2 separate regions of the Homo sapiens genome follow, and region 1 is linked to region 2. Evidence: read pairs that join two places in POLR2A ChIA-PET (ENCODE). Cell type or tissue: PC-9. All regions are shown on one strand. Each heading gives the region's core, and the rest is flanking DNA. Links, peaks and the distances in the headings are about the cores only.

The links. ChIA-PET counts read pairs that join two places held together with the same protein. Peaks named below come from ENCODE experiments on the same cell type or tissue, not always from the same donor. Only the 100,000 strongest peaks of a DNase experiment are listed, where the experiment ranks them.
Region 1: POLR2A ChIA-PET joins it to region 2 with 9 read pairs; 8 of 35 experiments call an interaction of 5 or more read pairs at or near these places.

The regions. Positions count from the first base shown.
Region 1 is chr2:216,397,845-216,404,732 of GRCh38, reverse strand. All of the region lies in intron 1 of SMARCAL1-AS1 (SMARCAL1 antisense RNA 1), which reads left to right. LOC107985984 (a long non-coding RNA gene) reads right to left here. Exons shown (of 3, transcript XR_001739880.2): 3 at 4,985-5,325. Among named protein-coding and RNA genes, the nearest start is that of SMARCAL1, 11 kb to the left of the region's middle. In PC-9, for the core only: no CTCF peak of the experiment used is centred there; no DNase peak of the experiment used is centred there.
Region 2 is chr2:216,475,975-216,482,862 of GRCh38, reverse strand. SMARCAL1 (SNF2 related chromatin remodeling annealing helicase 1) reads right to left here. Exons shown (of 18, transcript NM_014140.4): 16 at 5,654-5,754; 17 at 4,564-4,660; 18 at 1-125. Among named protein-coding and RNA genes, the nearest start is that of RPL37A-DT, 19 kb to the left of the region's middle. In PC-9, for the core only: no CTCF peak of the experiment used is centred there; a DNase peak (open chromatin) is centred at 4,452.

The DNA.
Region 1 (6,888 bases), core at 1,157-6,156, 77 kb after region 2:
CGCCACCAAGCCCGACTAACTTTTAAAATTATTTTTTGTAGAGATGGGGTCTCACTATGTTGCCCAGGCTGGTCTTGAACTCCTGAGCTCAAGTGATCCTCCTGCCTTGGCCTCTCAAATTGCTGAGATTTCAGGTGTGAGCCATCACATTGGGCTGAGCTTTCTTATGGACCATTTCTTCCTGCATATGAGGTAGCTTCTTTACAGAGACATAGATTGGAAAAATTATGTTCTTTCATGATTATTAAGGGAGAATGAAGGCAAAGGGAAGCCAAGTAGCTTGTGCAAGGATATAGAGAACGCTGGAGCCCAAACTTGATCTCAGGCATCCTAGTTTCTTCTACTCATCCAGCAGGCCACTCTGTAGCTCCAGCAAGTGGAGCACCATAAGCCTTTGATCAGTAGTCTACTCTTAATATATATAATTGTATCCACCACACTGGAAATTGCCTAAGTGTTCAAAGTGCATTTTTGTCTACAGATGTTAAATGTTAAGGTTGGATTAGAATTGGCTGTCTGCAATGTCCCTGAGGACCACAAGGGGGCGAATAGATAGGCTGCCTGTGTCCCTCTGTCCCTCTGTCTCACCTGCCCCTCTGTACTCCTTAATTTTTTTTATTTATTTATTTTTTTGAGAGGGAGTCTCTCTCTGTCGCCCAGGCTGGAGTCCAGTGGTACAATCTCGGCTCACTGCAACCTCTGCCTCCTGGGTTCAAACGATTCTCCTGCCTCAGCCTCCCAAGTAGCTGGGATTACAGGCACTCGCCACCACGCCCGGCTAATTTTTGTATTTTTAGTAGAGACAGGGTTCCACCATGTTGGCCAGGCTGGTCTCAAACTCCTGACCTCAGGTGATCCACCCGCCTCGGCCGCTGAAAGTGCTAGGATTATAGGCATGAGCCACCGCACCTGGCCTACTCCTTAATTCTACATGTGTATGCTTTGTCTCTTTGTGTCATTCTTTTTCATTTTATTATAGTAAATTATATCTATTTACTTTTTATCTTTCTCTTTCTCTCTCTCTCTCTCTTTTTTTTTTTTTCTGTGCTCCTCTAACCCCACATCCAGCTGCCCATAGCATGGAGCTAAAGCTTATTTCGCCCAGTTTGCCGTATGTGTTAAATTGCTCCTGGTTTTCAGTTCTCAAAGGGTACAAGTGAAACATTTCATATTTCCCTCCTCTAGCCTTTCCTCACGCTGATTTGATGTTTTCTTATATGGCCACCAATTGCCTTCCTCTTTTCTAGCTGAGTGGTCTTCAATAGAAAAAGAAAGAGGGGTCTACCCCTGACTGAAATAAAATAGCACACACACAAACAAAAGGCCAATCAGTTCTTAAGGAATTTCCTGAGTAGGGGAAAGGAAGGCTTTGAGGCCTGCATCCTGTCTCTACTGTAACTAAGATGGCACCAAAATAACCATCCAAAGTGTGGGATTCCTGTGGATCTGGGCAAAAGGCAATTCCTTCCTTCCCTTTCTCCAGCATTTCACATTTCTTATTGTCAGATTATTCTTTTTAATGTTTGCTCCAAATTATCTGCAAATTCTGTCCAAATTCTCTGCAAATTTGTTCTGTCCATGGGGGAAAGATAAATGGAGGGGCTGCTAGCTATTTTGTGTTCCTGTTGACTTGGAGGACTTACAATCAGCCCCTTGCACAGAGCCAGGCTACAAGCTGCGGGTTCAGACCTCAGGGTGGGGAGGATACAAGGCTGGCTTTCTGCCCCAAACAGACCTATTTATATCTGCATTCGATGGAGGCACAGCCCAGACTAAATCAGGGAGAAGGAACGGTCCCATTCATCGCAAGGATAAATTACCCTAATTGAGTGGTTAAGAGCCTGACTGATTTCTAGATACTTTACAGTAAGGGACCTGCTACTCCTAGATGCAATAATAGAAAACCACGGGCCATCAGAGCCATTTGGGAAAGAGCATTAGCATCCCGTCTGCTCACATCCTTGGTCCTCAGCACTGGTTTCCAGGAAATTAGCTCCCTTTTAACAATCAGTGCAATATTATTTGAGTTTTTACCTTAATTTTCTCTTGTACGTTTCTGAAAAAGCAGGGTCTCTTTTTCTTATCCCTACATGTATACATGTGCAGTATATGCCTTTTATTTTTAATTTTTTTCATTTTTCCATGTTACGACAGTATATGCCTTTTACATTTGACACAAATCTCTACTCTGAATTACGAAGGTAAATCCCCACGTCCCTCTACCCTGCCTCCGTAAAACAGGCAACTCTGGAATTCCTCCTCCGCACCCCCTCCAGCTTGCTATAGGCACAGACACCTCTGCTTCTGGAAAAAATGAAAACTTAGTTATTTACTTTTTGAAAAATGTAAAAGTCCTGCTTTATGCAGTCAGTTGGAGAACTGGCTTTTAAAAATATTATTATTATTATTTTTGAGACAGAGTCTTACTGTGTCACCCAGGCTGGAGTGCAATGGCATGATCTTGGCTCACTGCAACCTCTGCCCCCCGGGTTCAAGCGATTCTCCTGCCTCAGCTTCCTGAGTAGCTGGGCTTAAGGCATGTGCCACCATGCCCAGCTATTTTTTGTGTTTTTAGTAGAGACAAGCTTTCACCATGTTGGCCAAGCTGGTCTTGAACTGCTGACTTCAAGTTATCTGCCGGCCTCAGCCTCCTAAAGTGCTGGGATTATAGGCATGAGCCACTGTGCCTGGCAAAACAAAAAATATAAATTTTTTAAAAACTGTATCTTTTTGAATAGACAATGCATTTACATGATTAAAGCTCCATATATTTAATATATACAAAAGTATATATAGTGGAATGTCTCCTTTCTGCTGAGGGCAGATTTAAAAAGTAACCTATGGCATCAGAGATCCTCATTGGCATATATCCCTTCTAAGGCTCTGTATCTAATTTTGTATTTTTTTGGTAAAAGTGCTCCCCCCAAATTGTATGAGCTTCAGCACACCCAAAACTTGATTCTGCTCTTCTTCCATTCTTAACTCCCGCATCCCATTCCCTTCCCAGCAGGCAGCCAATGTCATCCATTTCTTTTTTTAAAAAATTGTTTATTTTTAATTGACTTATAATAATCATGGATATAATTATTATATTTCAATTACATAATCAATTTCTTGCATATTTTTCTGGATATATTCTATGCACATTTAAGTAAAAACATTTATTTATCTTCCCTTTCATACAGATGGCAGTGTGCTATATACACTGTTCTGCACTTTTTGCATTTGTCTTGGAGTAAATTCATCTCTTTAAATTTTGTTTTTTCCATCTGTAATATGGAAATAATTGTACCTATCCCATAGACTTCCTGTTAGGATTACCTGAGATCATGTAAAGCACTTAGCTCATTGCCTGGAATACATTAAGTAATCAATAAATGTAAGTTATTATTCTATTAATGTTTAAAATATACTACAAAGCTACAATAATAAAACTAGTGTGATATTGATAACATATTAGCAGACTGATGAAACAAAGTAAGAAGCCTCTTCAACTTGGTCTTTATGATTTGTGTGCAAGATACTGTTGCCAACAGATGAAATACAAACACTAAAAAGAAAGTTTGTCTCAAGGAACTTAAAGACTAGGAGAAGAGAGAATACCTGTGTGGAAAATATAATAAAAAAAGAATTGTGGATAAGATCAGTGCAGTGGTGTGTGCCTGTAGTCCCAGCTGCTTAGGAGGCTGAGTCAAGAGGGTTGCTTGAGCCCAGGAATTCAAGGCCTTAGTGGGCTATGATTATGCCTGTGAATAGACACTGTGCTCTAGCCTGGGAAACATAGTGAGACTCCGTCTCTAAAAAGAAATCAATCAATCAATCACAGATAAATGGCCTTGGGGGTTTAGTGAGGAGCTCTGATGATGGAGACACAGGGAATACAGAATCAGGAAGGTTAAGCGGATGAAGTGGTGTCTGAACTGGCTAAGTAGAAATTTGGAATCCAGCAATAATAGGAAGATGGTGGTTATGGCAAGGATGATCCAATCTGATGGAAGCACAAATGCTGAGAAAAATCTAGTTAACCAAAATAATGTGTAAAAGAGTTTATTCTTTAACATAGAGTTATAGATTGGCAGGATGTTTTCCTATATGACACGATCTCTGGGGTCCTTTCTACAAGTCTGAACAAGTAAAAGAGAGCCAGAAGTCCCTTGGCGGGGGATAAGATGTGCATTTTGATTGAATTTGGCATCTCAATCTAACTCCTAACTGCATTAAAGGGGGAAAACATTATCAATATTAACAAAACTGATCCCTCATGAACAGACTCAAAGTCTAAATCTTTAGCTAGCACTTTATCAATAACATGTTCTAATTACATGTGAGGCTTTGAAAATATACCTCTGTGTGATAATTGCTGGAAAGCAGATTTTAATCCCAGGAACTTATAAATTGCAGTTGTAAAGATGCAATAGAGAGCTTATCCATTGACACTATCTAGTGTCATTTGCTTGCAACTGCAGATATTGACAGGACGCTGCTTGGAACAATGGGTGCCCTGTCCCCCTCTATGACCACCACCCCAGTTGATCAAGTGTATAAGTGACAGTTTATATGCAAAATGGTCCAAAGGCTACCTGATCACCCCCCAAGGCCACATGGGGCTTTGAGGAAACTGAATGCAAAGCCACGTGTTAGATAAAATAAAGCTTATATCTTCATCCCAGAAATTAAAAAGCCCCCTGGCAAAGTCAGCTTCCAGAAAAGCTGAGGCCTGAAAGAAGAACCAGTCCCCCAAAGCTCTATCATTGGATTGAATTGTTTCAGACCTGAGGAGGAGGGAGCTCCTGAAGCTGGGCCCACCCTGGGACATGGAGGGTGGGCTTCTTCTGCCATCTGCCACCTCTTTATTCCAATGCCTTCTCCTCTCAGTCTAGATTTCCCTGGGCCCCCAGTCCTCGCCCAACTAGTGTGTGCTGTTTGTGTGATCAGCAAATCATTTAGGGAAAAGCCTTTTAATTAAGAGGAGAGCAACAAATTATTAAGTCAGAGTCATTTATTACCCTGCCATCTGGCCAGACTTCCTTCTGGCCCCCCTTCTTCCTCAACCAAGCCTGCACAGACATATAAAGTAACAAAGAGAATGGAAAAAGAGGAGACTTCTTTCTGCCTGGACTTGGAAAGAACTGTCCAGCTCCTCCTGGAAGCAGGGTAAGGGTTCTAGGAGGACTTTTCCACACCCTTTGTATACTGTAGTAGCCAAGTCTTGGTTTTCCTCTCCTGTAGAACAGGGATGATGAGGTCTACCTTAGGGCTTCTGGATGCCTGGCCCAATGGCTGGTATAGTGGAGGCACTCAGGAAACAGAAGCTGAATCTGAAGCCTGCAAATTGGAAGCTTTGTTATGGATGGTGGCGTCAGCAGTAGTGGAGACAGTGATGGCTGGAGGGAGCCTACTAAATGTTTCCATCCTGCAAGCTCAGCTGGCTCTCCCTCTGTTGTGACCCACAGAGGTATTCCCTTGCTGTCTCCCTGCAAATGCCAGGGAAGCTCAGGAAATTCATGCCCACCCCTTGCTCCCGTCCCCAACCAAACCTAAATGCTGGGACATTATTCTAAGAGAAAGACAGCTGGAGACCACAGTATCTGGTTCAGGCATGATGAGAAGGACTGAGCAACACTTAGAGTAGGAAGAAGCTAAGGAATCACACATAGGGGTGTATTTCAATAGCCAACAACTCAGAGAGGACTATGCGGGATACATGATAAGACAGGCACTATTTCCTAAAAGCAAAACACCACAGTTATGACAGCTATGAATGAAAACTAATACAGGCATATTGGAGACTCAATTACCATGAGTGGTGTGGCAGTCAATGATGTGATTTTCCAAAAGAGTGAGCAAATCTGGTAAAGAAATTAACAACACAAACTCTAATCTTCCCTTAATTTACAGAGTAGTTTCATTCTTAGCATACAGTTAGTGCATATTAAAAATCATTTTTAAAAAGTCTCTCTGTTTACATATAAAATTGTTACTTTTTAAAGCTCAGATAGTTATAAGCAAGTTATAAACAACTCTGTAAATATCTAGTAGAACATTTGAAAATTGTGTGGAGCATAGGGTAAGTATATATGAGATGGTGAGATTGTCTCACAGATAGTAAAAGATTGAGCTGCCTGGGGTCCCAGCCTCTACTTGCCAGAAGTAAGCCCCTTACCCATCATTGGGGCAACCAAAAACACTCCACACTTTTTCAAAATGCTCCCTCGTGGGTGATCCTGTGCTAGACTAAAAATTGAAATGTGAATCAAACTAAATTAATGTTTAAAAAAACCTTACTTCGACACAATCAAGAAATTTTGAATTTGAATGGATACATGATGATTTGAAAGAATTTTTGTTTTGTTAGATATGATAATTGTCTTAGTCCATTTGTATTGCTGTAACAGACTACCACAGACTAGGTAATTTGTAAACCATAGAAATTTATCTGGCTCAGGGATCTGGAGGCTGGGAAGTCCAACATGGAGGAGATGCATCTGGCGAGGGCCTTCTTGCTGTGTCGTAACCTGGCAGAGGGCATCACATGGTGAGAAACCTCTCCAGAGCAAGACAGCAAGAGGGGGCTGGATTGCTTTTATAACTATCCCACCCTGGAGACAACTAACCACTTCTGCAATAATGATTTTAATCCATTCTTGAGGGCAGAGCCTCCTGATCTAATCACCTCTTATTAGGCCGTGCCTCCCAACACTTTTGCCTTGGTGAGTAAGTTTCCAAAACACCAACTTTGGGGGACACATTCAAATCATAGCAATAATGAAATGGTTTTACATAAAAACACATTCAAACATGCATATACTCATATCAAAAAATCAGGCTCACAATAAAATTTCAGTAGTGACCATGTGAGTACAATATATCTTTGCATTTTATAGAAAG
Region 2 (6,888 bases), core at 1,877-6,876:
CTTCCAGATGTTCCTGAAGCACTTCCTGGGTCAAAGGACTCTGCTGCTTCCAGGAGCTCCATATCACTTCCTTCTTTCTCAAAGGACTTCTGGAATAGGTCGTAGATCTTCTGCTGCTTTGGGTCCTTCATCAGAGAAAGAAAACAAAAGATAAAAGGAAGAGCCCAGGCTCCAACACTGACTCTCCTCCACTAGGGCTGATGAGAGAATATAAAGATGAGAGACCACACATTTCATGGTGTCAGGGAGCTACACGATGGCAAGTGTGCATCATCTCAGCAAACCATCACTAAAGCAGCCTCACTGTTTTAGTGTCTGACATCTTACCCTCTCTGTGCTCATTGAGTTAGGAAAAAGAAATGGTTGTGAGTGCAACAAAGAAGCTGCTCTCACGCTATAATTTACATTGGAAATGTTTTCTCCCTTTGAACTTTCCAAATCATTATTTCAATACTGAAATAGCACCCAAGATCTCACTTCCTCCAAAGCCTTTCTCTACTAAGGGTCAGTTAAGGTATAATTCAACTTCTAAATCTCTATTTTTAAATTTATTTTTATTTTTATAATTTTTTAAGAGATGGGATCTCACTAAATGTTGCCCAGGCTGGTCTCGAACTCCTGAGCTCAAATGATCTGCCCACCTCAGCTACCCAAAATGTTGGGATTACAGGTGTGAGCCACCATGTGCCCAGCCCCCCAACTTCCAAATCTCTGTGTTCAGCCATGGCTTATACCTAATTTTCAAAGTAGTTGAAAAAACATACACACATTTAACATATTCATAAGTAGATATGTGTACCTATTCTGATTACCTTAAATTACAAATAATCAAAATACCCACCAACTGCATCTATACATTGATGACAATGGTGTAGTGTTAAAACCATGCCCAGTGGATACAACCACAACACACGATCACTATCACCCCTCTGCCGATTTTTCCTACATCTAAATTTCCAACTTTGACCATTTTTCAATTTAGAGGTATATTTTCCATATCTCCACTGACATCCCACAGTTTCATAAAACTAAACTGGTTTAAAATCAAATGATCTTTTGGCTGGGCTCAGTGGCTCTCACCTGTAATCCCAGCACTTTAGGAGGCCGAGGCGGATGGATCGCCTGAGGTCAGGAGTTCGAGACCAGCCTGGCCAACGTGGTGAAACCCCATCTCTACTAAAAATACAAAAAATTAGCCAGACATGGTGGTGCGTGCCTGTAGTCCCAGCTATTTGGGAGGCTGAGGCACAAGAATCGCTTGAACCCACAAGGCAGAGGTTGCAGTGAGCCATCATCACGCCACTGCACTCCAGCCTGGGTGACAGAGTGAGACTCTGTCTCAAAAAAAAAATAAATACATAAAAATAAGGCTGCTGCAAGGGCTCACGCCTGTAATCCCAGCACTTTGGGAGGCCGAGGCGGGGGGATCATCTAAGCTCAGGAATTAGAGACCAGCCTGGGCAACATGGCAAAACCCCATCTCTATCAAAAATACAGAAAATTGGCCGGGTGTTGGCAGCATGCGCCTGTAGTTCCAGCTACTCGGGAGGCTGAGATGGGGGGAATCACTTGAGCCTGGGAGGCGGAGGTTGCAGTGAGCCAGCATAGTGCCACTGTACTCCAGCCTGGGTGACAGAGTGAGACCCTGTCTCTAAATAAATAAATAAATAAATAAATATAAAAAATCAAATGATCTCTCATCTCCTATATTCTCAAAGCAGCTTCTCTTCCCATAAGTCTAGTTTTTATAGTCTACCTGCATTCTCGTAGTCTCCCAGGTGGAAATCATCCAGGCAAACAGAGTCCTCGGCTTATGCAAGTTTGTTCCCCCCATTAGTTCCCTCCTCTCTCCTTCAGGCACCATCTTTACTTGGGCCACATCACTTGGTACTGCATGGATTTGCAACAGCTCAACTGCGCTTCCTGCCTCAGGCTTCTTCCCATTTCAAACAGCCTACAGATCTTTGCCAGCTGATTTTTACCCCCAGGCTCTCCTTTAAAGATTTTTTTGGTCATGTCTTTGGGCTCCGCTGTCCCTACCTCATCAAGTCTACAGTTGCTCCCCTGGCTTTTCAGGCCTTTATAGAATTAGGTCTCAACGTACCTGGCCACTGTTCCTCACTATTCCTTAACCAAATCCCTCCACATTGGTGAAGTAGAGTTCCTTGAAAATTGATCATGACAGCCTGTCATGTAAGAACTCCAGATTATTCAATTAACCTGCACCCGAAATCTCCTAGCCTTTCAGGATCCCAGCCTTGCAGAGAGGGAAATGATATGAAAGATCATCAAGGCTGACCCCCAAATAACCCACATGTCCTCCTCCAGGATGCCCTCATCAGCCTCTTTCTGAATGACTGCAATGTCAAGGAAACGCCACCCTGCAAGGCAGCCTATTCCAAGTAGAAAAAGCTGCTAATGTGCATTTGATTATGATGATGGCAACACTGTATGCTGACTCGGGGCATGCATAATTAATTGGAAGCGAGTTCCAAGATCAGATTAATATTTCATTTCCCCTCTCAGAAGGAAGGCTATCTCAGTGAGATATAACCTCTTCTGCTTTTGTCTCCTATATTGGAAGCAACATTTTCTTTTTCTAGTAGTTGATAAAATTTTCAGCCCCATCTTAATTAAAAAATAAATTGATATAGTTATTGATCAAAATATTGATAAAACTCATTTATATTACCTTGTACTTATATTTTAGGTAGAAATGCTTAACCAATTTAGAGTAAGAGAAAGGCAAGGAGGAATAAATGAGTTCAAGTGAGAATCCTTTAAAAATAGGCTTTCTTTTTTTTCTTTTTTGAGACAAGGTCTGTCTCTGTTGCCTAGGCTGAAATGCAGTGGTGTGATCTTGGCCCACTGCAACCTCTGCCTCCCAGGTTCAGGGAATCCTCCTGCCTCAGTCTCCTGAGTAGCTGGGAATACAGGCATGTGCCATCATGCCTGGCTAATTTTTGTATTTTTTGTAGAGATGGGGGTTTCACCATGTTGCCCAGGCTGGTCTCAAACTCCTGGGCTCAAGTCATCTGTCCGCCTCAGTGTGGGATTAGAGGCTTGAGCCACTATGCCTGCTCAGACTATTTCTTTTCAAAAGGCTTGTAATAACCTAGGCTCTGTTACCATTTACCATTCAGCTGAACTGGAGAGTTCTTTAAAAAGCTTAAAAATAAGGTTGTTTTAAAATTGGCTTATTAACTATATATGTCTGAAAGGATAATTTGCAGTCTGCATTTAAAAATATGATCTGAGTCTTATTTATCCCAATATTTAGCAAATAAATCCTTGCAAAGAAAGAATTTATTTGCTAAATAAATGTAAGTGAATGAGCAGATCCACAGAGTCTTAAGTCTTGGTGTCAACGATAAGATTTAACTCAACTTCTTATTTATTTAAACTTTTTTCTTTCTCTTTTTTTTTTTTTGAGGCAGGCTCTTGCTCTGTTGCCCAGTTTAGAGTACAGTGACCATCATGGCTAACTACAGCCTTGACCTCCTAGGCTCAAGTGATCCTCACCTTTTCCTCTGGAGTAGCTGGGACTACAGGTGTGCACCACCATGTGTGGCCTAACTCAATATTCTGATGGTGATTTCACAGGAAGGAGGAGGTGCTTCACTTTCCTGATAAGCTACCGTAAGGCCCCTTTCTGCATGAGGCTCAGACCTGGTTCAAACTCTCCTGGCAGAAACAATTCAACCATGAGCTGTGCTCGAGGAGGGCATACTCCTGGTTTTCACCTTCTGGCCAACAATCCAAGCTGGGGAAGGAAAACAAGCTTTTGGAAGGCTCTGGGTCTCTTGCTCACTCCACTGTGTTTCACTGAAATGGGGGAGGAAGAGTCTGTGGCAGCCACTGGGCTGCAGCACTGAAACCAGGCAGGCATGATGGGCCCAGGGCTGTCCTGTTCAGAGGCAACAGCCTTCCCCCTCAGCACCTTTGACAAGGCCTGCCTGGTCATGGAGGGATGCCTCTTATACTCCTTTACAACAAGGGCTGAGCTCAAAGGAGGAATGCTGGGCCAAGTCAGGAAGCCTTCTTCCTTGGGCTGGCTTCACATGCCCTGTGACTTTGTGCAAACCTACTATACTGCCATGTCTCAGTTTACCCCTCTATCAAGTGGGGAGACACTGAGAATAAATAAAATGACAGAAGGGAAAATATATTCTATGAAGCCAGTACCCTATTTTAAACACTCCCCATTCTGTGCTGGGGATGCATTCCTGTGGCAGCCCTATGTGTGGTGTTGCTGTGTACTTTTTGAAACAATTCAACATTTGCCATGGGGAGTTTTGTCAGTTTCTAATGGCCTGCTGGAAGAGGCAGCATTCAGAGCCTGTGCGGGAATGTCAGCAGCTGTAGGAGCTAATGCCATCATTTCCCCATAAAGCGATGCATGCATGGTTCAACTGAGAATGACTGCAGGCCATTGTTTTCAGCTCTAGGCTGGGGGAGGTCCCTAGGAGTGATTCACATCCTCCTACTCAGGACCCAAAGACTTGGCAGACAGCTTAATGCCTCCCTCTGCTCCAGGGGTGAAGAGCCATGTGCTGGCATTACCTTGTAGAGGTAATCAGTGGATTCTGTCATTTCTGAAAAATTGGTCTCAGAAAGCCCGGCTTCTGCCAGAACTTTAATCTTCTCTTGAATCAGGGGCCTGTTGGGGAGAAATGAGCTGCAGTGAATACAACCTGCACAGAACCACCAGACTAATGAAAATGAGGCCACCCTCCTTGTTCTTATGGGACAACGGCTTGTTTACGGTTTCACATCTCTGCATCTCTCAAGGTGCAAACACCCATCTTGAAAAATTTGCCCCCTCTCATTTGTAAAAACTCCAATTTAGGGCTAAGAATATCATCAGGTTCAATATTCTTTCTAATGGAAGATGTGTAGGAAATAAATGCTGCCTCATTTCAACACAATTTTGAATCTGGTGGTATTATGAGCTGCCCAATTAACAAATCCACTAAAAAGGGGGAAGTAGGAGTGACCCACACACATTGCAAAGGGAAGACTCCTTAGTCATAAGGCTGGAAACAGAGACAAGCAGTGGAAACAAATGAGATAATCAAGAAATTTTGTATCAGGAAGGGGGAGATAAGGGGAAGAAGCTTTTTGAGATTTTTCACTTAGGTAACAGACAGAAAACCCTAGGGTTGAAAATCTTACTCCAGCTCTGCTAACGAAGTACACTACACAGTCCAGGGTAAGCCACTTTCTCCCTGTGGTCCAGCAGCAGCAATGTAAGATGTGCCCACCAGATAAATGCACATCATAAAAGGTAAAAGACTGTCACCCTGTCCTAACAAATGCCTTCACAGCTGGGAACAGGGTGTTTTACAAACTAAATTCCATCTATATTTTGTCATAATCAGCACTTCTCCCTGCCTCAGACCAGCAGCAAAAGGAGCCACAACCCCTTATTGCTATAAGATTCAGCATGCACCCTGCAAGCCACCAGTGAACGCTAGTGAGGGAGGCCAAATATGGTCATGATGAAAGCAGGAGGGCATCACTAGTCAATTTTCTATAGATCCTTAAAGACCTTACTTAGCAAAAGCAGAAGCACTTTGGGAGCAAAGTAAACATATCATCAGTTTCCACCCTTGCTCGACTCCAACTGCCAGGCCACCCAACCAAGCCATACCAAAGGTAGTCATCAGCTGTGCCCTTTGCCACGAGGTAGTGAATGCCCACGGAGCTGGTCTGTCCAATGCGGTGCACGCGGTCCTCAGCCTGGATCAGCACCTGTGTGTCCAGGAATTGAGACAGGCAGGTAAAGGCCTGAAGCAGTTCCATCCACCATAGCAGGTATGGTTCCTCTCCACCCCATTTCCAGTCCCACCACAACCCTCCCTCCTCAAAGCACTTCACTGTCTCAGACCTAGAAATAACCTGCACTTTACCATCTCAGACCTACAAATGACCTGCCACTTTAACAAAAGAGAGAACCCAAAACAGCCCTGGCTGGGGAACTGGAATCTGAAGCAGAAGATCTGCAGGTGGCTGTTCAGTGCTGGGCACTGAGCTAGGTGCTGCAAATGAAGAGGCACAGGCTCTGCCATCAGGCTGCATGGGGAGGGGCTGGTGATGGAGGCCTGCACACTTCCATTTCTTCACTGTATGAAATAAAAAGTTATCTTCTAAATAAATAAAAACATCACACACAAGGGAGAGGCTATCCATGATTTGGGCATAGGGTGGTGGTTTAATATAGTGGTAAGCCTTATAATAAATACTTAAGGGCTGGATGTGGTGGCTCACGCCTGTAATCCCAGCACTTTGGGAGGCTGAGGCAGGCAGATTGCTTGAGCCCAGGAGTTCCAGAACAGCTTGAGCAACATGGTGAAACCCCATCTCTACAAAAAATACAAAAATTAGGCATGGAGGCGTGCACCTGTAGTCCCCTGCTACTCAGGAGGCTGAGGTGGGAGGATCACCTGAGCTCGGGAAATCAAGGCTGCAGTGAGCCAGTAAGTCCCTGCAGTCCAGCCTGGGTGACAGAGCAAGACCCTGTCTCAAAAAAGCAAAAGAAAAAAAAAACCACCTAACATCATGAGCATTATTTCTTGTATAAAATGGCTACACCCTCAAGGTCTACCCATTATTAATGTAGTCTCTTATGTGTAGCCAATAAAAACCACAATATTATTAAATATTATATAAATATTAAAGGGGATATAACTTTTCTGGAGATTACCAGAAAAATTTAAGAGTTCAAACAAATGTCTTATCTCTGTCCTCAGTTGGTCAGGTGAGGCCAGTGGTGGTGTCCAGGAAACCCTCACTGCTGTCACTCTGTGTGAGGTCCATTGTTAAAGCAGCTCACAATGATGGCTACTAAAGGGGGCACAGGCTGGAACGTGAGGCCTGGGCTGCAAC